2 separate regions of the Homo sapiens genome follow, and region 1 is linked to region 2. The links are chromatin loops, found by intact Hi-C in ENCODE. Cell type or tissue: K562. All regions are shown on one strand. Each heading gives the region's core, and the rest is flanking DNA. Links, peaks and the distances in the headings are about the cores only.

What was found. A loop is a pair of places that touch in the nucleus more often than their neighbours do. Peaks named below come from ENCODE experiments on the same cell type or tissue, not always from the same donor. Only the 100,000 strongest peaks of a DNase experiment are listed, where the experiment ranks them.
Region 1: a loop joins it to region 2, with 8 times the contacts of the local background. A loop is called at or near these places in 14 of 110 quality-filtered maps.

What each region holds. Positions count from the first base shown.
Region 1 is chr10:122,273,661-122,289,160 of GRCh38, forward strand. It overlaps BTBD16 (BTB domain containing 16), which reads left to right. Exons shown (of 16, transcript NM_144587.5): 2 at 1,380-1,439; 3 at 3,131-3,279; 4 at 10,191-10,264; 5 at 12,445-12,588. The coding sequence starts at 1,422. Among named protein-coding and RNA genes, the nearest start is that of BTBD16, 10 kb to the left of the region's middle. In K562, for the core only: a CTCF peak has its summit at 6,166 (motif pointing right); DNase peaks (open chromatin) are centred at 3,381 and 6,161.
Region 2 is chr10:122,555,119-122,570,163 of GRCh38, forward strand. DMBT1 (deleted in malignant brain tumors 1) reads left to right here and starts at 5,636. Exons shown (of 56, transcript NM_001377530.1): 1 at 5,636-5,713; 2 at 10,849-10,878; 3 at 15,044-15,045. The coding sequence starts at 5,653. In K562, for the core only: CTCF peaks have their summits at 10,751 (motif pointing left) and 12,141 (motif pointing right); DNase peaks (open chromatin) are centred at 10,743 and 12,123.

The sequences.
Region 1 (15,500 bases), core at 2,574-10,573, 290 kb before region 2:
TCACTTGAGCCCAGAAGATTGAGGCTGCAGTGAGCCTTTATCACACCACTGCACTCCAGCCTGGGCAACAGAGCAAGACCCTGTCTCAAAAAAAGAAAAAGTGATATTATGCAGCTATGTTAAATTTTTCTTTCCTGTCATTGTATTGGTTCACTAGTTACAACAAGCATATATTATTAATACTTTTGCAATTAAAAAGTCCAATTAAGGCAATTAAAAGGCAAAGAAAAACCTGTCTGCCCAAGTGGAATGGAAATTCTATGAGGCAAGGATCGTGTGCATTTTGCTCACTGCTGTCTCTCAGAAACGGCTAACGCCTCTCTCCATATGGCGACTGCACAGGAGATGCTTGTTGGTGAATGGATGAACATAGCCATGGCTGTGATGCAGGTGAAGTGCTGTTTGGGGAGCAAAGGGAGGTCAGCTGAGGTTCTTGGTCATCAAGTGCCGTGGCTTCTGCTGGTTTCACCAGCTCACCCACTTCTCCTCTTCTCTGATGTTGCTCTGGGGAACTACCCAGTCCCCAGTGCACGTTCTTGTTGGGAGAATTAGTCAAGGTGTCTGCCCTCAGGGGCCAAAGAGTGGGCCCCTGAGCTAAGCCAGGCCAGTTGGGGCCTCTTGCTGAGAATCTGGATTGAAAAGAACCCTGCATAGATGGACTGTGGGAGAGCCGACTCATGCTGGAGGCAGCGCCTGACAACAACAGCCACCAACTCCTGGTGCGTGCCACCCAGGTCCCTGCAGCTGCTTCCTGTTCTTTCCCGGAGAGTTCTCCAGTTTCCTTTTGAGTCTATGAGACCCTCCTCTCATCACCATCCTTCCAATCAATCTTAACCTCCCCGCAACCCCATAATCAAATGGGTTTCTGTTGCTTGTAACCCAACAGCCCTGATAATGTTCAGAGATAACTGGAAAGTCCTTGCACTCTTCCTCTTTCATGACCCTGTAAGCTAGGGTGACCATCAGTCTACAGAGCTCCAGGGCAGCCCTGGCCTACAGCCATTGTCCAGGCCTAATTATTAATATCATCCCTTTAGTCTCCTCGTCTGAATGATCAATTATGTGATCAGCCTACTTATAGCTATCTTTTGGTCTTCCTCACTTTGGCAAAGGATTATCTTCTGTTTTGCTTTATCTGAGCCACTTTCCCAGAACAATAGCAGAGATCTCTCTATTCACCTGCTTACAAAAAAAACAAAAAACAAAACCAAACAAAAAACCCCAGCAACAACAAGATATTCTCTTGATTGATAAATAACCCACATTCGAGGCTTATTCATTATTGTTCCTGTGGCAAAGTATAGATTCTTTAGGCCAATCTCCTCCATAATATTTTGAAAAGTATGGAAAATGTCACCTTTACCTCTTTTGTCTTCTAGGTTGCTTGTCTTTTCTCTCCTGCGTAATTTCCACTTTCATTCATGATAATGTCGAACACGGTGAGTAGATCAGTTTCTCAAGAAGGTAGGTGATGAGAAGAAGCATTTGCTTATGGTCATTTTGACAAATTTCCACAAGGGGCTGGGTTCTGCACCACCGAGGACCTCAAGCATTATTGGCTGACTCGGCTGGAAAGAGCGCGTCCAGGCAGCACCGTCCAGAGGGCAGAGAGCAGGCTTGTGGTCTGAGCTGACGATGTTTTACTTTGACGTTTTACGTGACAGCCGGACTACATCTAGACTCAGATTCCACAGTTTTTAATCACCCACCATCTTCTAGGCACTATACTAAGGCATATTTCCCAAACTTTATCCTACTTTATACTTTTTACAGCATTGGAAACAAGATGATATCCCCACAATCCCCACCATCGCCATCCTCACTGTCGTTGTCACGATAACCATTACCGTCACCACCACCACCCATTATTTCCATTTTACACATGAGAACTGAGAGCCTCAGAATGTTAAGTAACTTGCTCAAGGTCACACAACTAGAAAGTAAAATTTGAACTCATATGCTCTAGTCCGTGGCCCATGGTCTCGTCACCTCTCCATTGGTGCCCTGGGTGGCTTGGGATCAATGACATCCATTCCTGTGGGTCCCTCCTCGTGCTTTTTTCCTTGCTAGGTTGCTTTGAGCCTTCAGTCTAAGGTTTACATCCATGCTGGGTATCGTCCTTCTTTTTTATGTAAATTGCTGAATTTCCCCTGGAGCCTCAAGAAAATGTCTAAGACTGAGCAGTTCTGCTCCTGGGCATATAACCAAAAGAATAAAAAGACAGGTGTTCAAAAAAAAACTTGCCCATGAATATTCACAGCACTCTTCACAATAGCCAAAAGGTATAAAAAACCCAAGTGTCCATCAACTGATGAAGGAATAAGCAAAATGTGGAATATTTACACAGTGGAATATTATTCAGCCTTAAAAGAATGAAGTACCAATACATGGATGAACCTTGAAAACATTATGTTATGTGAAAGATGCCATCCACAAAAGGCCACATATTGTGTGATTCCACTTGTATGCAATACCCAGAACAGGTGAAAACATAAAGTCAGAACATAGGGGCTAATCTGAGAAAGCAGGTTAGTGGTTGTCCCGGGCTGGGGACATGGGAACAGGGAGTGACAATTTAATGGGTATGGAATTTCTTTTGGGGATAATGAAAATGTTCTGGAATTAGGTAGTGGTATTGGTTGCATAACGTTGTAAATGTTCTAAATGCCACCAAATTGTACACTGTAAAATAGATACAATTTTATGTTTTGTATATTTTACCACCATTAAAAAAATTCCTTGCCCAAGATCTCCACAGTTTAATATCTCTTTGTATGACAAGTTAGGATACGTACTCAAAGGACAGTACTTAAAGCCTAATACTATCCCTGCCTGTGGATTCTTCAGAGAGCTACCTGCAAAAAACAGTCTTTCTCCTTGACCTCTTACCCTCTGACACCTCTTGTCCTAGATCCTAAATTCCAAATTACTTTGTAGCTTGAGATCCTTGGTCTATGGAATACAGTGTCTTTGCCTTGAGTTGTCTTGTGAGAAATATTAGCCATGTTCAAAAATTAACCAGCACTGTAAAATTTGTCTTGATTTCCTTCTTGCTATACAATTTGGAAAATCTGGCATTTATGTGAAGTTAGAAAAAAAGATGTCTTCTCTTTCTTTGATTACCAAGCAGCACAAAGCTCGGCTGGAACGCCGGGTCACTGGCTCAACCAACCGGTGGCGTTTGCCCAAACAGCCTTTCTCTGGGGACCTGCTCTCACTTTCCCAGATGTGCAAGGCTCTGAGCATAGACTTTGAGGAAGCTTTGAGGAACCCAGACAGGTATGGAGACTCAAAGGTTTGTGGGAGGGAATGGCCCATTATTCCTGGGAGGGGAGGTGCCTGATGACCGGGCCACTCTGATTGGCTGCAGTGGCTGTCAAGGGCACATCTGCAAGGAAGGCTCCCTCTGGAGCCAGCTCTCAGGCATGGACAGGGTCATAAGTGACTACTACCTCTGAGAATGTGGGTGGTTACAAAAGTGCAGAGAAAGATTGAATTTTTTTTTTTTTTTTTTTACAATTTTTCTTCCCAGTGGGAACTTTGAACCCAAACAGGATTCTGAGTTTATTATCCAGGGACCAACTGATTTTTTGACAAACAAAACTTAGTTAGTCCTGGCTCAGTGTTTAGACAGCTTGTAAATGTCCATTTTCACCCAATGAATTGATCCTCTCTCAATCTCATGGCATTCCGAGCAGTAGGCTAGACCCACTTCTCCATGTGATGAGTTCTCTCTTGCCTCTCCTGGAAACACAGAGCTGGACCCTTGCCTTAGTCTGTTTGTGTTGCTATAAGGAAATACCTAAGGATCAGAAATTTATAAAGAAAAAAGGTTTATTTGGCTCAAGGTTCTGCAGGCTGTACAAGAAGCATGGCGCCAGCATCTGCTCAGCTTCTGGTGAGGGCCTCAGTCTGCTTGTACTCATGGTGGAAGGCAAAGAGGAGCCGAGTGTGCAGAGATCACATGGCAAGCGAGGAAGCAAGAGAGAGGAGAGAGGGGAGGTCCCAGGCTCTTGTTGACAACCGGCTCTTGTGGGAACTAAGAGAGTAAGAACCCACCCCTGAGGGATGGTATTAATCTATTCATGAGGGATCTGCCCTTATGACCAAAATGCCTCCCATTAGGCCCCACCTCCAACATTGGGGATCAAATTTCTACACGAGGTTTGGAGGAAACAAACATGTAATTTGTAGCAACCCTATTGCAGAAGGTACACCTCATTTCCCTGGTGCCATGGACCTGGCTTGATGCCGTTACCATCCTTAGGCTGGCAGCATCAGTCTTGTGAGCTCACAGCCAAATCAAAGTGAGCATGGACTGTACTCCTGGGACAGCACCTGGCACAGAAGAACTGCCTGCTCAATCTTTCTTCAGCGAGTAGCCAAATCTTCCCTCTCTAGAGCCACTGGCCAACACTTTTCCGTTGCCGAGTTCCTTAGTGCCAGGGCTCGGCCAGGGATGCAGGTGCTGGAGCTAGGCCTAGGAACAGAGGCAAAATGATCCCAAAAGCTGATGAGAGGGTCTGGGCAGCAAGAACTAAATCTCTGTGAGTCACTGAGCTAAACTGGAGGCAGTGGCCTGAGGGGTGGGGTGTTGAAATGGCATTTGGTGCTGGGCATTTGGACTGTTAAAAGCAGTCTATCAATGGGGCTGGAATCTCCACTTCTTCACTTACTAATTCTGTGACCTTTAGTCAGTGGCTAACCCTCTTTGGGCCTCAGTTTCCTCATCTTTCAAATGGTTATAGAGCACCTTCTTCAAGATGAAGAGTCATCTTGAGGATTAAATGAAGCCATATATTGAAAATGCTTTGCACTGTTTCTGGCAAATAGTAGATGCTTAGTAAACAGAACTATTTTCTTTATTGCCTGGGCAGCATTTTAGTAATTAATCCCGGTGATTTCATCTTGGGGTGTCTCAGCTCTGTGCTCTGCCAGTCAACACCCCCTTTATTTCACTCTGCCTCCTTGCACCTTCCCCAGTTCCTTCCTCCAGGACAACACCTTCCTCCAGCACAACAGGGGCAGAGGAGCCGGTCTTCTGGGGAGAAGCTTTTACACATCTGGCCCTCTCCTTTGTGATATTGGGAAGCTGCATGTCCAGAGGCAGCAGATACTCTCAGGTGTTCTGGGTATGTCTACTGCCACGCATCTGGTGCTCAGCTGATTCAGGATTGGTTCTGCCAGGGCACTTGGGCTCTGTTCCATGAGCCTCTTGTCCTCCTCCTGAGATAGTGGGCTAGCCTGGGCACATGCTTATCATGGTGACAGCAGAGGGCATGAGGGTAAGCCCAGGAGCTCATGTGTCTTTCAAATCTTCCACCATTTCACATTCACTAGGCCCCATGAACTGAGGCAAGTCACGTGGCCAAACTCCCAGTCAAGGGACAGAAAACACACTCCGTCTCCTTATGGAGAGAAACTTTGCAGTATGGAGGCAAAAGGTTTGGACAGAGGGAGGGATGAAGAATTGAAGTCACTGGTGCAGTCTACTGAGTATGGGAGAAACTGATGTTCTGTAATAAACACAAACTTGTCTGGGCATGGTGGCTCATACTTGTCATCCTAGTGCTTTGGGAGGTCTAGGTGGGAGGATTGCTTGAGGCTAGGAATTTGAGACCAGCATGGGGCAACATGGTGAGACCCTGTCTTTACAAAAAATTTTAAAATTAGCCAGGTATGCTGGCTTGAACCTGTAGTACCAGCTGCTTGGGAGACTGAGGTGGGAGGATCACTTGAGCCAAGGAGATTGAGGCTGCATGCAGTGACCTATGATTGTGCCGTTTCACTCCAGCCTGGGAGACAGAGGGAGATTTGTCTCTAAAAATAAAAAAGAGACAGAGAAAGAGAAACACACACACACACACACACACACACACACACACATCTTTTCTTTGTGTTCACAATAGGAATTTGTTCCATGTGATTGTGAGTAACTTCTTAGAAAGAATAAAGGGTGTGTATAACATGAAGGGCTTATTCCTGGTAATTCTTGTGAACCTTCAGGCATCAGGCAACTCTCAGGTGGCAAACTCCACTGTCAGTAAGGGCCTGGAATGCCCCATGCAACATACGTTATATCCCCCAAAGCACTACATGGCTGTTTCTGCCCCACCTGGCAAGCTGTGTTCATGTCATGGATGGTGTCATTGCTGCTTTTCCCACCTGGGGGTGCTGTCTGCTTGGACAGGAGCTGGACCAGTCTATTTCTTGAGTTACGGAAAGGGTCATTCATGATGGAAAGCTGAGGGAACAGGCTCCCAGCTTCTCGTCTATTTCGGGTATGTAATTGTGCCCAGCTGGCCAACACTTCCTTCTGCCGTGTCTGGGTTTTCATGACGCAGGGAGTTCCTGGTCAGCCACTCAGAGGTGCTGATCTTCAGGCTGCTGATCGTCTTACCTTGGTCCTTTTGCAGGCTCTGGGGCACCGAGTGTGGGAGAGGAGGCTGAGAGGAGGAAATGTTAACTTCCTTGCGAGTACTCTAATCTTTTTGTGCCTTAGTTTATGTGCAAATCACGGATACTGTCTTACAGGGTTGTGTGAGAATTATATGACATGATTCATGTAAGGAGCTTAGAAAAGTGTCTGGCACATATACGCTCAATGCACATGTGTCAAGCATGTCCCTGGGGTCCACAGGCGTGTATGGATGCGTGCTGTCATGGAAACCCAGAGATCCAGCACGGGAGGTGTGTCTCAGGCCAGACTGGGGAGGGGGCACCCCCACGAAGGCTCAGGGGGTTGTGGCCCTAGGAAAGACCCAGAGCCCTCCTTGTCCCCAGCTGGTGAGGCTGCCTAGTGGTTTTCTCCCTTTCTGCCCGCAATGCCAAGTCCATTCAAGGGTGGGAGGAGGTCATGCTTAAGAGGTAAGAATGGGAAGAAGGGACCCCTATATTTTTATATTATATTATATTATATTATATTGTATTATATTATATTATTTTATTTTATTTATTTTTAACCAGAGAGTAGTTCTGGGATAGTGGGACTAGAGAACAATGACCCACGTTAACCTAAATAACAAACAGAGAGGAGAGGAAGACTCTCTAAAAGAGGCTGATGTTTATTCTGGAACAGGCATTGCAATGCAATACCAGTGCCACTGTAAACTACGTGTATATTCAGGGATGTAAAGGAAAACAAAGGTTTTTTTGTTTTGTTTTGAAACAAGTCTTGCTTTGTTGTCCAGGCTGGAGTGTAGTAGTGCAATCACAGCTCACTGCAGCCTCAGCCTCCCAGACTCAATTGATCCTCCCGCTTCAGCCTCCCAAGTAGCTGGGACCACAGACATGGCCACCACATGCTGAATTTTTTATTTAATGTTTTGTAGAGATGGGGTCTCTCTATGTTGCCCAGGCTGGTCTCAAACTCCCGGGCTCAAGTGATGCTCCTGCCTCAGCCTCCCAAAGTATTGGGATTACAGGCATGAGCCACCGTGCCTGGCAAGACAAAGGTTTTTAAAGGAAAAGTGAGGAGGATTACATCATTGCTCTGAGATAATTATCCCTGGCTACAAGGATCCATAACAAGGGCGACACCAGTTTGAGTTGCAAGGCAGATGTCCTCGCAGTACTTTTTTTGTGTGTGAGGTTGTGATGGCCTTTGTGTGTGGCTGTAGGTTTTGCAGAGTCTTTTGTGATAGTTCTTATTATCAGGCATTCATGTGTGAGAACTCTCCCTTCCTGGCCTTCCCCACCTCTATTTGTTGGGTGGATTTTTTTGTTTTGTTTTTTTAAAGAGATTTAGAGATGAGGTCTCGCGCAGTTGCCCAGGCTAGAAGGCAATGGCTATTCACAGGCATGATCACAGCTCACTGCAGCCTCAAACTCCTGGGCTAAAGCGGTCCTCCTCCCTCACCCTTGCATGTAGCTGGGACTATAGGAGCATGATACCATGCCAGGCTCCATCAGGGTATTTAACACATCATAACTCCATTTTTATGTTGATACCTTTCACAGAGACAATGAAAGAGAGAATGCTAACTGAAGGCATGTCCTTGCAAGTTATTCCAAACATTCACTCTTTCACTCCTCCCTTCCTCTGGGACCAAGAAGCAGAAAATGGAAGGACTGGGGTCCAGCCCCAGGTCTATGTAACTCTTCCTAGTTAATCAAATTGGCATTTTGCCCTTTGGATAGTTTGCTCCAGGAAGTCCGTATGTCCATGAGAAACTTACTTCCTCTTCTTCCCCTTCTGCCTTTCTCCATCATGGTCATGACTTGGGGGCGTGAGCTCCAGCCTAACAGCACGTTCCCAGCATCCCCGCACCAAGCATTGCAATGGGACCACTGAGTCCCAAACAGTGAGACAACTCACAGATGCCATGTGTTCCGTTCACTTTTCCAGTGATCCTAAAATGAACCACAGCCCTTGGGAACAGCAGAGCCTACATGACGAATGGTATATCTTGACAAGCAGCCCTCACACCCAGGAGAAGGCAGTGTGCTCACCTCTGTTTCCCGGCATCCCTTGGCTCAGCCGATGACACTGATGTTTGTGAGAGTAGTTGAGTTCATGGACCTTGCGCCATATTTTCCAAAGTCTGTGGCTCCATTTTGGGATCACGGTCTGAACTCTTGACTCTGGCCAGCTCTTTCCAGACGTGTCACCCAAGCCACGAGGGGGATCGAGGGAGGAAGCGAGGGTGGCTTGGGTCAGATCTCCACTGCTCCTGTTGAATAAGCAAGTCCAGCTCCCACTGCCTGCCTTAGGCTGAGTCATTGGCAGCCATCCTCCCCCCTTGGAAAGGGCAGCACGTAGTTGGCAATATTCTGGACACGGGCTCCCACCCATGCTTCCTGCATGCACCCTGACCCATGGGGTCTCCTGGGATTGTTGGAGACAGCGTGGTGAAGTTGACACTGCATGACACAGAGCAGCTGTGGTCACAAATGTCTCTTGGCTGGCTGGCTTTCTGGGATGACTGTCTTTAAGCTGCGAATATGTGACTCAAATTTTGTTTCACTTCCTGGCTTAACACGATGAGTCCATGGTGTTTATCTATGTGGTCATGGATTCATTAATGAATATTGCTGAGCACCTGCATGATGGCTTGTGCCAGGGTCATAGCAGTAAACACATGCCGTATCTGTCTTGCAGAGGATACACAAGTAAACAGGCAGCCACAAGACACTCCAGAAGGAGTTTTAAGGGGAAAATCCCAGGACGGGCAGGGGTAAAGCCACTGGCCCAGCATCCCCAGAGAAAGCGGCAATGAAGTTTATTCTGAAGAATGAGTAGGAGCTTAGCAAGGGGAAAGGCGAGGAGGAGAGCATTTGGGAGAGGGAGCAGTGCATGCAAGAGATGAAAGCAGCAGTTGGCAGGTCCAGGTGCAGGCTGCTGAGAAGGGCTGGAGTGGGGACCGTTGAGGGACCAGGCTGCAGAAATATGCAGGAGCTGGTTAGCCGTGCTAAGGAGTTTGGGCTTTCCCCCAAGAGCAATGGGGAAACACTGGAGGATTCTCAGCAGGAGAGAGACAAGACCAAATTTGCATTTTGTGGGAGGCAGGCCTCCGAGCAGAGCAGGGCCGGAGGCTGGGAGACTTTGGCAGTGACTGGAGGGAGATCACAGGGGCTTAGACGAAGGCTATAGCAAGAACAGCAAAGAGAGATGGACAAATTCGAAAGATCTAGGCAAGTGATGAGATGTAACAACACTCAGCATGCTGGCTTGGGCAACTGCAGGCTGGTGGTGCCATTTCCTGAAATGAGAATCCGAGTGAGCAGGGTAGGATTTGGGGTAGATGCTAGGTTTAGTTTTTGGACACACTGAGAATGGGACCTGTATGACCTCTAAAGAAAAATGTTGGTGAGTTCACATCCCAGAAATGAGCAGAACCCTCTATTCTTTTCTCCCAGCAGATATTTACTGAGTGTCTACTATATGCTAGATAATGTTTTAGACACTGAATAAGGTGTCATTCAGGCAGCCAATTATGGCCTGAAATATCTCCTCGGTAAGGCCTACCCACAAACTGAACACAGCAATCACATTATGAGCCAGCTATCAGAAAGCCTACAGTTTTTCAGATCGGCAAATGGTGACCTGAGGAAACTCTTCCAAAGGGCGAGATATGATTAGCTTGATCAATGGGTGCTTTAAGGACATTTATGCTAGAATAATGCATGTTGTAGTTGGAGAAAAATGTCAGTATTAACTCCTGGATTTTATATTTGCATTTTCCCTTGAGGTTATGCATTTCACAAATCCAGAAGTTTTTCTTTGAGAATTTCAAGAACAAGGACATCCAAAGTGGGGAAGCAGGTGAGTTTGTGTTATCCATGGATTAAGCCAGAATGTTGCTGATTTCAGGGGCATCTTGTGGTCTTTATGGAAGGAGACCAGTCCATAAACCAGGGCGCTAGTGTATAAGTTGCAATTCTCATCCACTTCCCAGCGTCTAAGAAATAATAGGTGCCCGGTAAATATTTGTCAAATGTGCAGTGAGTGAAGTCAAGCTTGGTAAACACATTTTCATATGCTCCTCGCCATGATAAAGACAAATGTGTTGATGTCAATAAATAGCCCACACCTGTAATCCCAGCAGGAAGGCCCAGGCGAGTGAATCACTTGAGGTCAGGAGTTCAAGACCAGCCTCGCCAACATGGTGAAACCCCGTCTCTACTAAAAATACAAAAACTAGCTAGTTGTAGTGGCATGCACATGTAATCCCAGCTACTCAGGAGGCTGACGCAGGAGAATCACTTGAACCCAGGAGGAGGAGGTTGCAGTGAGCCAAGACTGCACCACTGCACTCCAGCCTGGGTGACAGAGCAAGACTCCATCTCAAAAAAAAAAAAAGTAGTCTTTGTATTGAAAGACTAAACAGAGTGCAGCAAGCATAAAGCAGCTGTTCTTTGTCTCTTTGGGCTCTAACCAGTCATGACTTGGACGTTCACAGCTGCACTTGTTCAAGAGGACTTTTCTGAGGCAGGATCAAGAATCAGGATAGGTCCTTTTTTGCTAGAAAAAGGTTCATTGAGCCTCATGAGGAGGCAGCTTCTTAAAGTGGATTTTTTTTTTTTTTTTTTTTTTTTGGATAAAGCCTACTGCATGGTGTGACTGCCTGAGATCAGAGCCAGACTCCTTTCCAAAGAAAGGCTAATAAATTCTTTTCTCTCCTTCAACTCTGAACAGGAGAAGTAGTCTGAGACCATCTCCTGGCATGAGAGAAAGAGCTCTGGATTGATTAGTGATGGCTGCCATGCATTGGCCATCCTGAAAGTGGAAATTGACATCCAGTGAGTGAATATGCTGTATCCACAATTCCGCTCCTGCCTATAATCACCCTGATGGGCTGAGACTTTTTCTAACTCAGCATAACCAGACCACCTAAGGCAATGTAATATTTGAGATGCAAACCCCCCGGAACCCCAGCACTAAACAATATCATAACATGGGTGAATAACAATAATAATAGCAGGAAGAAGAATCAGGTACCCAAGGTCACACCGTGAAACTAATGGCAAAATCAAGAAATACGTAGATGGGGCTAGTGACCCTTCAGGTCCTGTCTGGCACTCAGATTGAGGGTTCTAGGCACCTCTCCTCCCCCCAGCTCTGTACTAACAACACAGGAGCTGAGCCATGCAGAGTCCTCTCCCCATGGCCTCTTGAGCCTCACCTGGCCTGGCATCCTTGGTTTCGCCATCTGCCCTCCTCTATCAAAAAGCCTCTTCTTTTAGTGATCACTGATTTTATCCTCAGGTTAGATGCCCCTGAAGAAAGTCTTCTACAGTTTGCAAAGAGCCTTCTTTATATTGTCAAAGAGGGTCATGAGAATCCTACCCTCGTTGGTGGGCCTGCTATTGCCTTTCAGATGGGTCATGCTTTGTATTCATAGCCCAGTAGTTCTCAACAGGGAACTGGGGGGTGATTTGGCTTCATTGCGGACACTTGGCAATGTCTGGAAAGATTTTTGGTTGTCACCGCTGGGGAGGGAGTGCTACTGGCATGTAGTAGGTAGATGCCAGGGCTGCTACTGGGGATCCACAGTGCACGGGACAGCACCCCAACAGGCACGTATCTGGCCCAAAATGTTTACAGTGCCGGGGCTGAGAAACACTGTCATAGGGGAAGCCAGAATGAGGCCCCCCAAGAGTGCCCCAGACAATGTCCTCGTTCCATGAAGCTTTTCCTCATTCCCCACATTGGAGGGCAGCACAAGTGCCTCTGAAGTCCTACAGCTGTTAGCCGACAGCTGTCCTGGACACGTGACATGTCCTGGGTGACCCTGTAAGACTGGTTTGGTGTCCCCCTCAAAGCCACTAAGCCCCCGAGGCCCACACTTCACTGCTTCCTTTCTGAGATGCCTGGGGAGGCTGCTTGCCTGCTTCATGTGCTTAATGATCCACCGAGCAAAGGAGCTGGGGGAGAGGAAGCTGATGCATCTTTGGGTGGGGACGTTACTGATGTGTTTGCTCAGCATCATTTTCTGTCCTCAGATGTGATTCTCGAGTGCCTGGGCTTCAAATGGGAGCTCCATCAGCCCCAGCTTTTTCAGTCTGAGACCTTGGCCAAGCTCTACCTGAAAGCCCTGGCGCAGGGCACCACACACCCCCTGAGGGAGCTGGAGGAGCTTCTGCGAGGTACTTCCTCCCTGGCACCCAGTGCTGGAGCCCCAGTGCCCTCTAGCTTGACGGTCCCAGCTTGGAACATGGTTATCTGTTTTGAGACCACGGTCACTCTAGCAGTCAAGAGTAAGGCTCCACAGTGTTATCTCATCCCATGACAGCCTCAGTTTCCTCAAGTGTAAAATGGGGATAATAGTTCTTAGGATGCGGCTTTGAAGAGTAGAGGAGGTACTAGGTGTGAGGTTCTAGAACAAGGCCTGGCACACAGCAAGCTCTCAGTACATGCCAGTTATTATCTTTGTAATAACCCGAGTCTTGTCTGGCCAGCCCAGACATAGAGACTCTACCTACTTCTTTGAAAAGAAAAAATAGGCTATGTGGAATTTTCTGAAGAGCTTTCTGGAAGGAAGGTGGAATTCTGATATCTGTGGCTTGTTTGGCCCTAAGTATGCTGGTTTGAGGCCCACATGTGTGCATCTATTTTGTTGTTGTCTTTGCTTTTCTTTCCTCTTCTCTTCTCGTCTCTCTTCCACCTTATTCCAGAAAGAATGTAGGCCACTTCTTTCTTTGTCTCCTTTTCCAGTCCTGACCACCCCAGCCTCCTCTCACCTGGTCTCTAAGTCGTCTCCATCTGCACTGCCAGCTGCTGCTTTGGGCTACAGGTTGGCATCCCCTCGGGCTGACTCATAAGCAGGTGCCACGGAAAATTCGAGGCCCCCAAAGCCAGCCAGCATACCAGTCATGACGGACTTTCTATTTCCAAGACATGACAGCAAAGCCCTGTTATTCTAGAGCCAGACAGGCAGCCGGAGCCCCCAGTCACTCCCCCTCCCTGAGCCTGAGCCTGGAGGGAGAGCCCCACTGCCTGCGGGAATCTGACTCAGCCCTTCCCCGCTGTGCAGGCAGTGAGAGCCAGCTGGGCTCCTGCAGAACTGCAACAAGCTTGGTGCTGGCTCATGAGCCTCTGTGCTCTTCTGAAGCCTTTGTCCCAGTGTCTTCAAGGGCCAGACTGGGCTCTTCCATCTCCCCTGTACCCAAGTCAAAACATTCATCAGGCCATCAGTGAAAGGCTCTGGTGAGCCAGACAGTGAGTTCATGGAAAAGCAGGAGAATTTGGAAGTGGAAATGGAGTCATTAACGTTACGGTCTTTAACATGTCTAGAATGGGTCCCTAAAATGAAAACATTTAGCCCTGCTAAGACAGCCACTCTGATCCAAGCCTCCCTGCTAGAGGCTACGCCTGGCTGAGAGACAAGAGGGAAGGTGCAGAGATGAAATCCCAGTGCCCTGGACTGTCACAACTCCAGGGTCTCCTCGCAAGTTCCATGGACCGATCAAGCCATGGGATTCACGTCTTTCAATAGGAACAGTCACAGTCCTTCATGTGCCTTTAAAAGCGAAAATATCTCACAATGGTGGTTTGCATACCTGTCTCACGGTTATCACTTTCATGTTCTCAATATCATCTGTGTTGCTATCCTGGAACTTCTGGCCAGACCCTGGATTGCTGGACTCTGCAGAGATGCACAGGCTCTCCAGCTGCTTGATTTCCTTCCATGGAGACTGGAGGAGCAGCTGTCCTGGAGAGGACGTGTTTATTCTCTAGCGTGGAATCCAAGGAGGAAGTGGCCCACTTACTAAAAACAAACTAACCACCTTGGCTTTGGAGAACTTTGGGGAAGAGTATGAACAAATTATTGATATCTTATCCAATTTTGGGGTTTTACTCAACCTGGAGGGAATACTGAATTCCTATCTTTCACTTACTCTGACATAACTGATTCCCTCCCTCCCTCCCTCTCTTCCTTCTTTTCTTCCTTCCTTCCTATGTGGAATGCTTAGCTTATGCCAGGCATTGTGCTAGGAGCTTACCATCTGAGGGGACAGACAAGCCCAAAATGCTGGGAAAGCATGACAAATATTGTGACACATTGTAATATTAACTGCCACCTCCTGCATGCCTACTGTGTGCCAGGCACTCACATGCATCCTCCCATTTACTCCCTGCCACGGGGTGGATGGCAGGCTGGCGTGAGCAGATGGGAGGCCGTGTAGTCATACTGGAGAAGAATGTGACCCAGAGTGGAACAAGCCTGGTGCTTAGTAGGTTCTCAGTGAGTATTTACTCAGTGAGAGCCAGCACAGAGCCAGGTGACGGATGACAGCGAGGGGAGATGGAGGGGAAAGGATCCTTTGCTCTCTCTTTCTTTATAGTTGCACAGGATGATGGGCTTTTTGGCTCTGGCTCACATCATTTTTCATTATCTGGAACCTTGAGCTCCCTGGTGATGGAATCCATGTGCTGCGTTCATTCAGCTGATATTTACTAGCACCAGTGTGTGTGAGCCTGGGATGGGCCCAGTGGGTGGAGCGGCAAGTGAACCACCTCAGCTGAGCTGCTTGGGGGAAAAGCACAACAGGGACACAGAGTAGTAAATAGAAGGTCGTGGTCAAATTAGTCTCTGAAGAAGAATAAAATCAGTTAGCAGGGGAGTGGGGTGCTACCTTACATTTGGGGTCAGGAAAGCCCTCTCGGGGGGAGGGACATGTGAGAAGACCCCCGATGAGGAAGGGAGGGCGGAAGCCCCACACCATCCCGAGGAGCATGCCGGTGAGGGGCTAGGTGGGGGCATGATGGGCAGAGCGGTGGGCAGGGGTTGCAGGCCATGTGGGAATTGGGGCTGCTAGTGGGGCCTTGGCTTTTGTGCCAAGGGTGTGGGGCACCTCTGGAGACCTGAGAGCAGTGCCACTCTGTAGCTCACATTCGAGGATGACTGAGTGGATGGCATTGGCTAGCAATGAATTGGGCTACCTTTTCCCTTCCTCCTGGAAATCCTTGGTGGCAGGGGTCCCCAGAGTGGAGCTCTCTGGGGCAGAGTGACAATAGCCACCACAGGGACACCTCAGTCCCATGTTCACCCTGCAGC
Region 2 (15,045 bases), core at 6,935-14,934:
TATGTCAAAAAATCTGCACTCTCCCTGATGACCTCAGAGCCAGTTTTCCTTCTCTACCCATTCCTTTGAATGGTTCTGAATAGCAAGATGTCCTTTGGTGTAGAGGACTCAAACCTACCATTTGAATGGAAACATAGTCTTTTCGTGGGAAGGGGAAAGATTCAGTGTCTTTTGGAAAAATACCAGGCTTTGGGGTCAGACCTCGATTTAAGCTCTGGCTCTGCCAGTTTCTGGGTGTGTGACTTTGAGCAAGTTACTTAACCTCTCTGAGCCTCAGATTTCTCATACCAGGGGCAGTTAGTAGGTAAATGTGATGCCCTATCCAAAGTCGTCCTCCCTACCACAGCTATTCTCTATGCCATTGCCTTGTTCATTTCCTCCATAATTCTTACCACAATCTGAAACCCTTCTCCCTGCTGATTGATTTCTTGTCTGTTGTCTGTTTTGCCTCCCTGTGAGGACAGGGAGCATGTCCATCTGGCATTAGGCTGCAGCCCCACCCTCTAGAGCACTCCCTAGAGCAGTGTCTGGCACATTGGAGGCATCAGCGTGTATTTGCTGAATGAGCAGATGAATGAACAGCATTATCCTTCGGCAAACACAGAACTCACTTGAACCATCTGTGCAAAGGGGCCTGGTCCTCCTCTTCCAGATCTGCCCATGCTCATCCAGTCAATCAATCTGCAGACCTATCTATCTATCTATCTATCTATCTATCTATCTATCTATCTATCTGCATATATATATATATCTATATATACAATTTTTTTCGAGATGGAGTCTTGCTCTGTTGTCTAGGCTGGAGTGCAGTGCCATGATCTCAGCTCACTGCAACCCTTGCCTCCTGGGTTCAAGTGATTCTTCTGCCTCAGCCTCCTGAGTAGCTGGGACTACAGGCATGTGCCACATTCCCAGCTAATTTTTTAGTATTTTTAGTAGAGACAGGGTTCGCCATGTTGGCCAGGCTGGTCACAAACTCAAGTGATCCACCCACCTTGGCCTCCCAAAGTGCTGGGATTACAGGCATGAGCCACCGTGCCTGGCCTGAATGCAGATATTTCTTGAGCGTCTACTACTATGTGTGAAGCATTGTTCTAGGTTCTGAGTATACAGCAATGGATAAAACAGACAAAAATCCCACCTTGTATAGCTTGCATTTTAGTCAGAGCAGACAGGCAAAAGAATAAAGAAGTGAAATAGAAGGTGGCCAGATGGTGAGGAGTGCCGTGGGGAGAGGATGGGAGTGTTAGGGAGTGCTGGGGAGGGGCAGTCGGTAAGGCTGCATGGAGGCGGTGCTATGTGAGAAAATCTCTGGAGGAGGGGAAGGAGTGAGTCTCCAGACATTTGGGGAAAAAGTCTTCAGGCACAGGGAGCAGCAAGTGCAAAGGCCCTGGGGCTGGATGATGGTTACAGGGGGCAAGGGGGAGAGAGAGGCAGGGGTATCTTGTGCAGGGCCTTATAAACCATGGGAGGGCTTTGAGCCTTACTCTGAGCAAGATGGGAGGCATGCAATGGGATTTCTGTGTGTCAGGGGTCCCTAGAGGGCTGTGTTTGTTGCTGGAAGATTCCGCGGTTGGATGGCATCCTGATGAACGTGGAGCTCATCTGTCCTTCAGATGGGGGGCAGCAGCTGCCGTGAGTGCTGTCCTGGACATGGTCTCAGCTCTGTGTGTCATTTCCCTTCTCTGGACCTCATCGTCCCCAGCTGGAGGCTGAGTGGTGGAGGAGAACTGGCTCGTCACCAGCCCCCGTTTAACCACAAGACTTCTTTCTGGGGACCCCTGGACAGCATGGGTGAGCCACTCACAATCCCCACCTTCAAAGCCATTGCCTGCTGAGCACCTGCTCTGCTGGGGCACTGGGATCACAGAGGGGCAGCAGGAGACAACGGGTCTCAGCTTGATCCTCAAAGCCCAGCAAGGAGGTGTGGGGCAGTGGGGGGTGGGGGGAGTGAGTGAAGGAGGGTAGGAAGGGGTCCCCTTATAACCCGATTGGGAAGACCGGCTCTCTGAGCAACAAAAATGAGCGACATTATAAATATCAGACATACAATGTCAAAAGATTGTTACAACGGTAACGATGACCAGCAATTATGGTGTGCTACTCAATGAGGGTAAAATTAGAGTTTGGGGTCAGACTGACACCTGAAGGGGAGCCCTGGTCACACAGATTACAGGATTCAGGGACTGGAAGGCAAACAGCAGCAGCCGGAAAGTGCTACAGCCCCGACCCTTCCCACCAGGCTCCCCGTCCTTCTGTCCCCCTCGTCTGTCTGTCAGGTCACAGGGCTCCTGGTTCAGAAATCAGAGACCCCTCAGAGGTGGGAGGTGGGAGGGGCCCTGGGCTGCCTCCCTGATCTCCGTCTTCCTCTGGCTTCCCAGGGCACTGGTCTGTGGGTAGAAAGAATCTTTAGAAGAAGGAGAACAACGGGCTGTTTTGGGAAGTCTGCCTGGGACCCCAGCTCAGCTTCGTGGCAGGGATGTGTGCCTGGCAGCCCCAGGGGCCCTGCTGGGCCTCTCAGTGCCCTGTCTTATGAAGGGAGGTCTTGGCTTCCCACAGGTAATCCTCAGCTCTGACGGCAGGTGGCCCTAGGGGAGGGGCCTGGAAGGGGACTCCCTCACCACACTCGGGAGCATTCCACTGGCCTGTTTTATGTTTTGGGGCTTCCCCATGAATTCCAATTTAGGAAAGGATTCTGTAGCTTTAAAAAAAAAAGCCATACATGGCCGGGCGCGGTGACTCATGCCTGTAATCTCAGAACTTTGAGAGGCCGAGGCAGGCAGATCGCAAGGTCAAGAGATCGACACCATCCTGGCCAACATGGTGAAACCCTGTCTCTACTAAAAATACAAAAGTTAGCTGGGTGTGGTGATGCACGCCTGTAGTTCCAGCTACTCGGGAGGCTGAGGCAGGAGAATCGCTTGAACTTGGGAGGCGGAGGTTGTAGTGAGCCGAGATTGCACCACTGCACTCCAGCCTGGGCGACAGAACAAGACTCCGTCTTAAAATAAATAAGTAAATAAATAAATAAATGGCCACATATGATCCAGGGGGCTCTTCCCCATAATGACCAGTCCTCTGGTGCTGGGATTTAGGGGCTTGGTCCCACCTCCTGGAGTGTGCTGTGGGGGTGCCGCTGGCTTAATTGCCTGGGGAAGGTGCTTTGCAAATGGGGCCCGGGCGCCGAGTCTCTGAGCTTTAATGGGCTTATCTTGCTTCCTGTTGTTCTTCATGGCAGTTCTGGGGTGAATAAAATGGAACTTTGTGGTTGTGGTCTTCCAACCCCTGCTGTTTAAGCAGATGCTTCTAACCAGTAGGAAGGGGAAGATGAGGGTCCTCTGGCAGGGGCTGCTGCTGGAGGAGGTTGTCCCCCTGAACCCTTCTCTTAGTCCAAGGAAAGACCTCCCTAAATGGTGTCTTATGAGCCACAAAATGGCCTTGGGACAAGATGAGGCACCTGACGGTGAAGGCTGAGGTCCCACACGGTGTTGGCAGGTGGCCCTCAAGCCCATTGTCTTCTGCCCGCATGCCCAGGACCGCCACATCCTTCCTGTTCCACTGACGTCACCCATTTCCCACCTGGGATGCCTACCTGGGCTGGCTTTGAAATGACAGCTAGGCTTCACCACTTCCTTCTTCCTGGTGTCTCCTGAACAAAAAGCTCACAAACCTTATTTTCTCAGGATCTTTTCTGCTAACCACCATGGGCAAAAGATGCAGTCAAAACAACAAAAACGGGGAGGTTACGCAGTTCAGAAAATCCCACACATTCTCAAGAAGGGTGTCCCCGCCAAGCTGAGAGATACCTGGGACATCATGCTTTCCTGGAGGGGAAGGCTCCCTGCCCCCATTCCTGTACAGCCGGGAGAGTCGCTCCTGTTCGTCATCCCATCTTCTCGCTCTCATTTGCTGGGCTGACCTCTGCTGGTATTTCAAGACTGTTTGGTGCCACCCTCTCTGAGAGATGGCCTCCCTCATCTGATTTAGATGCTTTTCTTTACCTTCTCATAGCAGCTTGTACTAATACTTGCTACCCCCTGTTGAAATTGTCACCAGGCAGGTCTGTCTCTAAGACCAGACAGTCTGCTTTTGTCTTGGAAGGACACTTATTACCCCTTCCTGTTCACAGGTATTTAGTATTCTTACCATCATCTTTCCCTGCTGTGCTCCCGGCAGACAATTCTAATCTGTCATGACACTCTGATGATCCCAGACCCAGCTGCATTATCATTCTCAGTCCAACACTCCAGGAACCAAGGGATCACAATCCACTTCTAAGAGGAATCCAGCATGTGCCTGGTCTTGGGCATTCCCTGGTAGGTGAGTAAACCTGTTCTCTCGTCACCCAGTGCTTATCAGTTGCTGATCTGGCAGTAGGAGGATGAAACACAGTGAGCCTATTCTGTGTTCCTGTTCTACTCAAGGGGTGAAGAGGCACCTGGAAACAACAGGAAGAGTTGTAGGATTAAAAAGGACATCCAAGATTAAATGTAACTTTCATCTGGATGAAGCCAAAGGCAGACTTCCAGCCCTAAATTCTGACTGGTGGCTGACACAGGACATGGGTTCATGGTACCCTTCTAGAATGCAGCATAGACTACTGATGAACAGTGCATGGCAAAGAAGCCAAGTGTCATTTCATGGCCTCAGCCTCTCAGCTGAGAAGCAGGGCACAGCTCACCCAGGCTAGGAAAACAGAGGCAAGTCCTGGAAAGCTGTCTGCTTTTAACCAAGAGTTACTGGCCATCAAGTGTCTTGGTTAAAAAATAAGTGTCAGGCAACCTTCTTGGTAGAGTGTGTTGGGGGGCATTATCAGAGTCTGGTAATGACTTCTGAGGGTCCCAAAGAGTGAAGTGATATTTACATAGCAAATCCAAGGAGGGGGATTGTGTGCAATATAGGTGGAGGTGGGGGCAGGTTTTGTGGGTTTGCCAAGCTCCAAGGGTCATACAATGTGCATGTCAAGGACAAGAAATCAAAGCCATGTGAAATGGTTGGAGGTGGTTCAGTTTGAGGTCATGTGTTTCTCAGCTCCTGTTGTGGAATTAGTGTGAGACCCAGAAGACTGTGGCCAAAGCTATTATGGACCCATGGTCTCCGTGGAATCATCCCTCATGACTTCTGCTCTCTGATCACATCCACACTCATGTCATCCTCGTTCTTCCAAGGTGAGGTTACTAGTACTGCACAGGGGCTGATGAGAGCATGTCCTGCCAGGAAAAACCATCCCAGAGATGCTTTCCCCCTTGGCACTGTGTCCTGTATTTGCTCAGCAGCCCACATCCTGTTCTTCCCCAAACCTTGGGGCAGACTTCCCACAGGTGAATTTGAACTCCCCAAGATTAAAATCAAGCCCGTATTCAGGAAACACTTGGGAGTCCTTGAGGTTCACCGAGAGGGAAGTTGGAAATTTTTCACTTATGTCAGTGCGTTTGCAGTTGGGCAACAGCCAGATTGTTCATATGGCAATCAATCAAACACACCTAAGTTTTTTCCACATATTAGCCATCGACTGTTAGCAAAAGCCCTCACTTCCTTTATATTGATTTATAGCAGCAGTAGAAATATACCACCCTAGAGGACACACCTCCTTTTAGCTAGGTACCTATAAATGTCCAGGATTTTCTATTCAATTGAGAAGAACCCAGCAAAATGGGGATCTCCACAGTCATCCTTGAAATGTGTCTTTTATGGGGACAAGTTCTATCTACAGGTATTACGTTTAATTATTATATTCATTAATTTCTCTCCTGCAGACCCAATCATGGCAAATTATATCTACTACTTTCCATTACAAGGGAAGTTTTATATCAAAGAGTGGGTAGCACTTTGCTGATAATTGTAATTGTTTGCAGGTATTCAGGAGGAATGGCTCTTTTTTGTTTTATTTCTGGCTGAGAAATATAAATGGTTGTAGTTAGAAAAAGCCAGTCATTAAGTCAATGTTTTCAGTAAGTCATTCAACTAAAGGAATGATTGATTTGTCTTAGAAAAATCCCTGAAGTTTAGGAAAGGTGGATGTGTATTATTAAGAGGCCCTTAAACTTTGCAACAATTGGTTAAACACACAATTTGTGTGCTATGAAAACGGGCAGAAAGGATTCCCACTGCAAATGCCCTTTATGTGGCTTCTTTCTACAGGTGTGTCTGGCTTGATGGCTAATATTTGCCGAGCAAAATCAGGTCAAGTAATTGAGCGCAGACAAGATCATTAAGATTCCAAGTTTGTCTTGGAATTCCAAGTTTCTCTGTCATGCACAGCTTTAAACAAACACTTGAAGCCCAGTCACTCAAGCATAGCTGTATGTTCTTAGAGAGTCAGATGATAAACGTGAGAGAGCCGTCGGTAGCGCACTCTGATTGCTGCATCTCAATGGCATTTTGCAGAGATACTAGAGGAACAAGTGATTCTCAGTTTGCCTATTTTGTCTCTCTCTTCCTGTCTCTCTGCCTCTCTCTCTCTCTCTTTCTCTCTTATCTATTGTGTAGTTATTATCATCTTTTCTCTCCCCTCTCTCTCCCTCTGTTTCTGTCTGTCTGTCTGTGTTTCTCTCTCTCTCTGTATCTTTCTCTTTTTCCCATCTTTTGGGCAGATATCACCTTTTCTTCCTCCTCCTCCCTCTGTTTCTGCCTCTGCCTTTCTCTCCCTGCCCCCCTCACTGTATCTTCCTGTCTTTCTCATCTATCAGGCAGTTATTACCTTTCCTCCCTCCCTCCTCCTCCTTCTCTGTTTCTCTCTCCATCTCTCTTTCTCTTTATTGGGCAGCTATTATCACCTTTCTCTCTGTCTCTGTCTCTCTTTCTCTTCAACTATTGGGCAACTATTATCACCTTTCCTCTCTCTCTCTATCTGTTTCTCTTCATCTGTCAGGCAGCTATTATCACCTTCCCTCCCCCTCTCTTTTTCTCTCTCACTCTTTCTCATCATCTATTGGGCAGCTCTTATCACTTTTCCTCCCTATTTCTCTCTCTCTCTCTCCCTTTGTTTCTATCTTCTTTCTACCTTCCTTCCATCCCTTTTTCTTTCTCTCCCTCTCTTTATTCATTTCTTTCTTCCTTCTTCTCTTTTATCTTTCCTACTGCCTTTTTTTTCTTTTATGTCATCTTTTGCTAGATTTATGAATTTCAGGATACAGGGTAAAAATCACCTAATTTTCAGGTAACTTCTGGAACTGTCACTCTCCCCCTAGGCTCAGTGGGGGAAGCTTTGAAGATTAAGGTTCATCTGGTTGGTTGCTTTCATGAAAGCAGCACCCCCAAACCCAGCCCTCCCACCCAGGTGGTAGGGAGCAGGCCCACCCCCTGTGATGAGTGTGTGGAGGGACTGGGGGCCACCAGGCCCAGGACCTCAGGGGAGTGGAGACTGGGCATCCTCATCCTGCCTCCATCAGAAGCATCTGAAACTGGGAGGCTGCGTCCTCAGCCCCAGCTCTTGTCAGTACCGAGTTCACCCTCCAGATTGTCTCTGAACCATGACATGGAATTCACATCAGCCACTGTAGACAGGGAGTGAATTGCCTCGTCTTTATCTACAAAGAAACAACAGGCAGCAGTGCTCTTGGATTGAGGACATTTGTAGTTTGCCCATGATGTTATGTGCATGCATATGGACAGACATGCACACATGTGCATGCATGCCTGTGTTTGCCATTCAGAGGTGGGAATTCATGCTCTCTGAAGTGGACCTGTATTCTCTTATTTAAATCTTCTAACATTGCTGAAGTTAGGAACAATTATTTCCACATTTCAGATGGGGAAACTGAGGCTCAGAAAGGTTATTGGCTTGTCCAAAGACAGCACTGGTGAGTGGCTGGGTTAGGGCTTGAATCTGGATCAAATTCACTAGCATTCAGATGACAGCTCTGGCCCACTGGCCCTTGCTGCTCCTTGCAGGGAACTGAGGTGATGAACTGAACTGTGGCATCTAACTCAGTGCTTGGAGCCTGACCACAGAGCTTTGCGCTGGAAGTACCGAGGTGGCAGGCACCTGTCAGCTCTGGTCTTCATGCAAACTCTTGAGAAAAACTCAGTATGCCCAGGTTTGTGCTGGGCAGGAAAGGCTGTGGTACCCACTGCTAGCCCCAGCAATGCCCCTCCTCTGCCACTTGCCTGCTGTGGATCCTCTGTGACCCTCAGTTTACTCATTTATAAATGGAGGTTATGTTCCAACCCATGCAGTATCTGGCACATAGACAGAGCCTCAGAACCATTTAGTGTTACTACTCTAGACATTTTCCTCATGTTTTATCCAAAAGCAGCTTCCTAAAAGTAATGTGAGCTCTTGGATTGGATCCTGCAACAGAAAATGAAAAACTGGTGAAATCCAGATAAAGCCTGGAGTAAACTTAGTAGGAAGGTACCAGTGTTTGTTAGCATGAGAATCACTTGAACTCAGGAGGCAGAGGTTGCCGTGAGCCGAGATTGTGCCACTGCACTCCAGCCTGGGTGACAGAGTGAGACTCTGTCTCAAAAAAAAAAATTAATAAATCATTTTCCAGAAGTGATTCTTCTCCCTTCAGGCAATTTACCACCATTCCCACAATGGCAGCTGGAGTAACCTACAGCTATGTGGTTGATTCTTGGAAGACTACAGATTGGTCTCAGTATGTGCAGAAGGGTCTATTCAAAATGTGTGGACACAGCAGAACCAGGAACAACTTCAATGTGGTGTTCCATGCTGTGGATGAGCCTTGTCAAGGCTCTGGCTGGATGAGTTCGACTGCCATGGGATTAGGCAGGATACCTGGGACCTGGCAGTGGGAATTGCATGGTGTCAGGTAGACTGTGTTTAAATGGCCGAGTTTTGAATGGAAGGCTCTCTTAGGCACATCTATCAGCTCGTTCTTGAGTGTGGGAGCAGGGATGGCATGTCAGAAAAGAGGTGGGGATGTTCTGGTACAGAGTTCCCTAGTTTGCTATCTCTGTTGAAAGAATGTTGTGGTTTCTATTGCGAGTTTCTTCTTCATTTTCAGGGATGCATAGCCACATGGTTTCAGTGGCCCCCTTCCTAAGCCATCAATATGAAGCAGGGCAGCTGGGGGAGCCCATCATGGAGCTCATATTCAGGCTGTTGAGGCAGGTGAAGATGTTCTCTGACATACGGCAAGTCCTGTCACTGGCCTGTTGGTTCCATTAGAGAAATTCAAATCTCTGAACTGTGACTGTCACTGCTCTCAGGACCCACATTTACAAAGAATCTGAAGAGCCGGGCATGGTGACACATGCCTGTAGTTCCAGCTACTCTAGGGCTGGAGGCAGGAGGCTCGCTTGAACCCAGGAATTTGAATCTAGCCTGGGCAATAGAGCAAGACTCTATCTCTAAAAATAAAATAATAATCTGATAATTTTGTCAAATGCCTTAATCCTCCTTTTACCAGGAAGTAAAAAGAAAAGGAATAATGAAAGAAAGTATGCTGGAATTGTTAATAAGAATTTAAACATAGCAGACCTTTTTGTATCACATACATTTTGGTATATAAACATCATAAAAGACAAAAGAATACCATCACATGTATTTTTTTTTTTTAGCAAAATAAGATGGTTGAAGTTCTTGTTGCAAAATATCATGTGATGAAATCCCTATCGAAGTGTGTAAGAGTACTGTATTTTATTTTTGTCCTTAGAATTGTATCATTGACCCTGGATTCTTGAATTTGAGAAATTCATCTAGGATATCATCATCTGAAGACTCATAGTCTGAGATTTCTGTTGTACAATCAATTCTACCATTATTAGTATCTGGAGTGCTATATCTTGTCTCTATATTCCTCTTCTGGTTCATCTAATTATTGCAGAAACATCTTCCCTTGTCAGTTTTCTTCTCTTTGCCATCACAAGTAGAAAATGAAAAAATTTGAATTTTTAACTGCATTCAATGAAAGCTAAAAACAGACTATGAAGAAAGTGTCTCCAATCTTAAAAAAAATCTTCTTGAAAGATAATACAATACTTTGGGCATGGAAGAATTATGACTTATTTCACTAGTTCATCTTCCTTCTAGGCAACTTCACCATTCTATCATTTTCTTACTATTTAATAATTGATGAATAATGATGCAATACTTTCTTGGATGATGAAATAGTGAAATGCTTCAAGACATAGGAAAAATAAAATCAGAAGCCAATAATGAATCTTGGATTTATAAAAGGATCTAATGGATCCATATGGTGATTACAAGATAGGATGAGTTTTATCCTTTTTTTTAAATGAATAAATACTCTCTCTGATCTTTGAAAGACCTCTAAAATATATAAAAGTTGTTAAATATCAACACTCACGAGTATAGTTAGAACTGCTCAAAAAGAAACTCAAAAGCTACAGTTGAGTCCGATGGACCTTGTCTGGCCTCACTGAATATAAAGATCCAGGGATCTCTAGATTTCCATTTGCTTCAAGATGGAATAAAATGTTTTCAGGTTATGAGTCAGAAGGAACAGAATATCTGACATTAACATATTTTCTTCTTTAGGGGTCATCTGAGTGGCTGTTGTCAATGCCAGCTATACTCAAATTTCAGACTGGACAACGAGCTTAAGCTGTCTTCTCTTGTCCAGCCCTTCTTTCCAAGCATAGATTACATCCTGTCACCATAAGCTGTAGTGTTAGGGGCCTAGTAAAGAGACATATGCTTCATTACATCTAAAATGATTGAGCTCCTCATATCCAATCCACTTGCTTTAATCCGCTATTGCAGAATTCATTTAGCAAGAACGTCGGGGACACACAAACCCAAGATTGAGCCACAGCGCCCTCTGGTGTGATTGTACGGTGAAGCTAAAGCCAATTTCTGTGACTTGTAGGAAATCATTTCTAAACAGTGTTTCTAAGACGAATTTGTGTTCTTTCCAGGTGGGTGGATCCCAAGGACTACAGACTACGGTAAGACCTTTTCTTCACTCCTCTTCCCTGGTGGGGTTGGCCAGTTCTCCTCTGCTACTGTTGGCTAGTTGAGGCTGAGCACAGCTGAGGTCACAGAGCAAACGCCTGCCTTGTCGAATGCAGGAATGCCGGGGGGACAGGAGACGTGCGTGCCAAGACCTGGGGCATGTCTCAAGTGCACACTCGGCCAATCCCAGCTGTCATTCTCCTTCCTCTTGCTCTCTGACTCTCAGTCATTTATCAGATGAGGTTAGTTTCAGTTTGGTGTGAGGAGAGATAGTTGAAAATAAAGGTCAGTACCTTTTCTTTTTTTTTCTTTTTCTTTTTTCTTTTTGAGATGGAGTCTTGCTCTGTCACCAGACTGGAGTGCAGTGGTGCAATCTCAGCTCACTGCAACCTCCGCCTCCTGGGTTCAAGCAATTCTCCTGTCTCAGCCTCCAGAGTAGCTGGGACTACAGGTGCGCACCACCACGCCCAGCTAATTTTTGTATTTTTAGTAGAGATGGGGTTTCACCATGTTGGCCAGGATGGTCTTGATCTCTTGACCTCGTGATCCACCCACCTCGGCCTCCCAAAGTGCTGGGGTTACAGGCATGAGCCACTGCGCCCGGCCTACCTTTTCTTTTCACTAATAATGACAGGTATCTTGAAGATAACTAACATCTACCAAGCACTTGTTATATACCCTGCATAAAATGATTTTCATGTATGAAATGAATTGATATATTTTTAAAAAATACTTAAAATACCACCTGGCACCTAATAAGTGCTCAACTAATGCACATAGTGAGTGCTATTATCATGAAATCTTTCCAAGAACACTTTGAGGTAAGTAATACGATTATACCCATTTTGCAGATGGGAAAACCAGGGCACAGTTAGCTAATTTGTCAATATTTCTATGTCTAAGATCATGTGTCTGGTGAGTAGCAGGGCAGAGATTTGAGGCTAGGATGGGTGCCTCCTCTTACCCCTGCCCTGGTCTTTGACTTTGGCTAAATGTCCCTGCCTCTCCAGTGAGAATGTGCAGAGAACTTTGTGCCCAAGTTTAATTTTTCAGGGCCTTCCATGTGTTCACTTAGGATGACTCTGCTCCTGGGCCCTTGGCCTTGTTGAGGTCAGTCCCTCCCCTTCCAGGACATGACTTGAGAGATCCAGAAATGGCCTGGGAAAGGCAGATTTCTGACCAACACAGAGCAAGGGAGAGGCTGAGGCAGGGAGACCGAGCACTCTCCTGGAGGGACCATTCACAGGGTGACCAGGAGGGGGCGCATTGCCCTGCTGCACCTCTAGGTTCATCTCTGATCCAGAAGAGTTGCAGATGGCATAGAAGGTAGGGTGTTTTGCTCGTAAGAGGGGCCCTTCCGAATAAGGCCTCAGGTCTGAACAGGCATCTCCATGGATTATGTCCCTGAGACTGGGGAAGGACAGAGCATGGGAAGTCCAGAATGTACTTTGGGGATACCCTGAAGATGGTCCAGCTGGCCTTTCCTCCCTCTGGGAGGAAAAGCAACCTGCCCCCTCCCTTTGCATCCCATTCCAGCCTCTCACTCTGTGACCACAAGTTTCTCATAATCTCAAACTCACCATTGAAAAGCCACACCCAGGATCTGGCTCCTACTGTCAGGACGGTGGGCTGCACCCCTCAGGACCTGTACCTATTTTCCTCACACCATCAATACAGCTTACCCCAGTGGGTGGTCTAGTGGCATCACGTCGGGCAGGAACATGGTGCTTATTGACTTCCCAGCATGGCCAGCTCCATGGTGGGAAGCAGGCTCAATTAGCCCCTCCCAGGAGAGGAGGCTGGAAAAGTAGGTCGAGGCTTGCTCTTGGACTTGATCCTGATGGGACTGGAGAGTGTACTGAAGCATTTTGAGCAAGGAATTGAATTGAATATATTTGTACTTTCTAAAGATAAAACTTGAAAACCACCTGGAGACCAGTGAATCCTCTTAGTATAGAAATGGGTGCAGAGTAAGCACTCCATCGATGCTGATTGAATCAATGAATGTGGATGGACTAGAGAAAGGAAGAGCAGACACTGAGGATTCAGCTGGGAGGAGGCCAGGTTCAAGGGGATGAAGGCTTATCCCAGTGAAATGGCAGTGGGAACGACACGGAAGGAATGACCTTGGTGATGTTAGATGTAGGATGTGAGGAGAAGGAGGAGTCGAATATGATGCCCTTATTCCCAGCATGGTTAATATGGAGCATGATGACATCCTTAATTCAAACGGAGGGAAGAGGCTGTGTTGAGTTTGGGATGATGTGGGGGGTAGGATGGCCAGGAGGCCACTGAAAATGCTGGTCTAGAGCTCAGGGCTGGGCTGTCAGGGCTGAGTCAGAACCAGAGAGGTGGATTTGGGGGTCTTCTGGAAAGTTCTCAGAGTACATGAGGTTCTCCAGGGGGAAAATACAGAATGAGAAGAGGGCAAAGAGAGAACATGGAAGAACAAGGATACTTAAGATCCTGCTGGGAGAAAGATTGTAAATAAGCAGGGTGGTGAGAGGAAGAAGGAGGAGTGAGGAGGGTAGGGATGCAAGTCAAGGGGGCCGAGAGCACCAAGATAAAAGCTTCTGGCTGTGTCACTGCAGGTCTGCCTCTGAGGCTGGTGAATGGAGGTGACCGGTGTCAGGGCCGGGTGGAGGTCCTGTACCAAGGCTAATGGGGCACTATGTGTGATGACAGCTGGGACGCCCAGGATGCAGATGTTGTCTGCAGGCAGCTCGGCTGTGGCTATTCCATGTCAGCCCTGGGCGGGGCCCACTTTGGTCAGGGCTTGGGTAACATTCCCTTGGGTGACTTGCATTGCTTGGGAAGGGAGTCCTACCTGTCAAGCTGTCCCCACAGCGGATGGTACAACCACGAATGTGGCCACAGGGAAGATGCTGGTGTCATGTGCTCAGGTAGTGTGGATATCACCTTGCTCTGTGTATCTGCAACTCTGAGTCAATATTACCACACATAAGTATGTGTGCGTACATATGTGTGTGCTCTACAGCTTACCTGCTTTGCAGTAAGTCATGTCTTAATTGATATTGGAGGGCAGGTGGTACTGGCCCTTTTCATAGACAATGAAGGTCAAGGGATCATCGGCCAGTCCTTCTAAAGCTGGATATAGTGGAGGCAGGCTTCAGTCTCACCCCCCAGAGCCTGCTGATGCAATCACCTCATGGAGTGGTTTTGATGAGCAGCATCACGACCACCCCCGGCCTGGGATACCAAATATATATCTTCCTAAGTGGCAGTTTCTCCTCCTTTAAAAGCTGACGAGGATGGAGGAACTGCTGGTCCTTAAAACATAAATGTATACCAACATCAAATTGAGGAGTGAACCAAAGCATTCTCTTTATTTGGAATTAAATGACAAATAAAAGCTACTTAATATCCTCAATGGAAAAGAGAACTTCTCCTGGACCCAACCCAGCAAATCCCAGTGTTGATTTCCTTTGTTTGCGTAGTGCCAGGAAGTGTGTGGACACCAAGGGGTCCTTTAGTTCCCAAAGAAACCTTCAAGGACACTGTCCCATGGCGTGTTCCCCAAAGAGGAGTTTGTGGTTAGAATGTTCACTTCTAGAGCAACTCTGGCATTTGCCGTATGGACTGGACTGAGCCCATGCCACCATGCATGGGATGTACCCTTGATAATCCAACCAGCAAGTGGGACTGGACTCCCCAAGGGGACATGGTCCTCCATGCAGCCACTTTGTGAGTGATTTATTTCGGCATTCTGAAAAGGTTGGTATTCTTTCGAAACCACCTTTCTTTCTAGTTGAACCATCTTATCAGGAGTATATCAGTGATGGTGAATGTTTGTCATTTGAGGGTGTGTTTTAGCTATAGATACAGCCAGTTGTCATTGACATTGGATCTTGTGACTAGGATGGGGCTATGAGTGGACTTGGTGATTTTTTGAATACAGGTCGTGGCAGCAGAGGAGGTGTGGGGAGGGTAACAGGAGCAAAGGATGCTGGTGTGGCATCCTAGCCCAGCCTGGGGCCATTTCAGTGATGGAGCGATTGGCACATAGTTGGCTTTTAGCAATGGAGGGTGCCCTTAGGCCCTGGCTTCCAGTTCTTGCTTGAGAGCTGAGGAAGCCAGGGACCAGCCCTCCCCAAGCAAGGGCTACCATCAATGAGCTCTTCCTTTTCCACCTCGCAGCT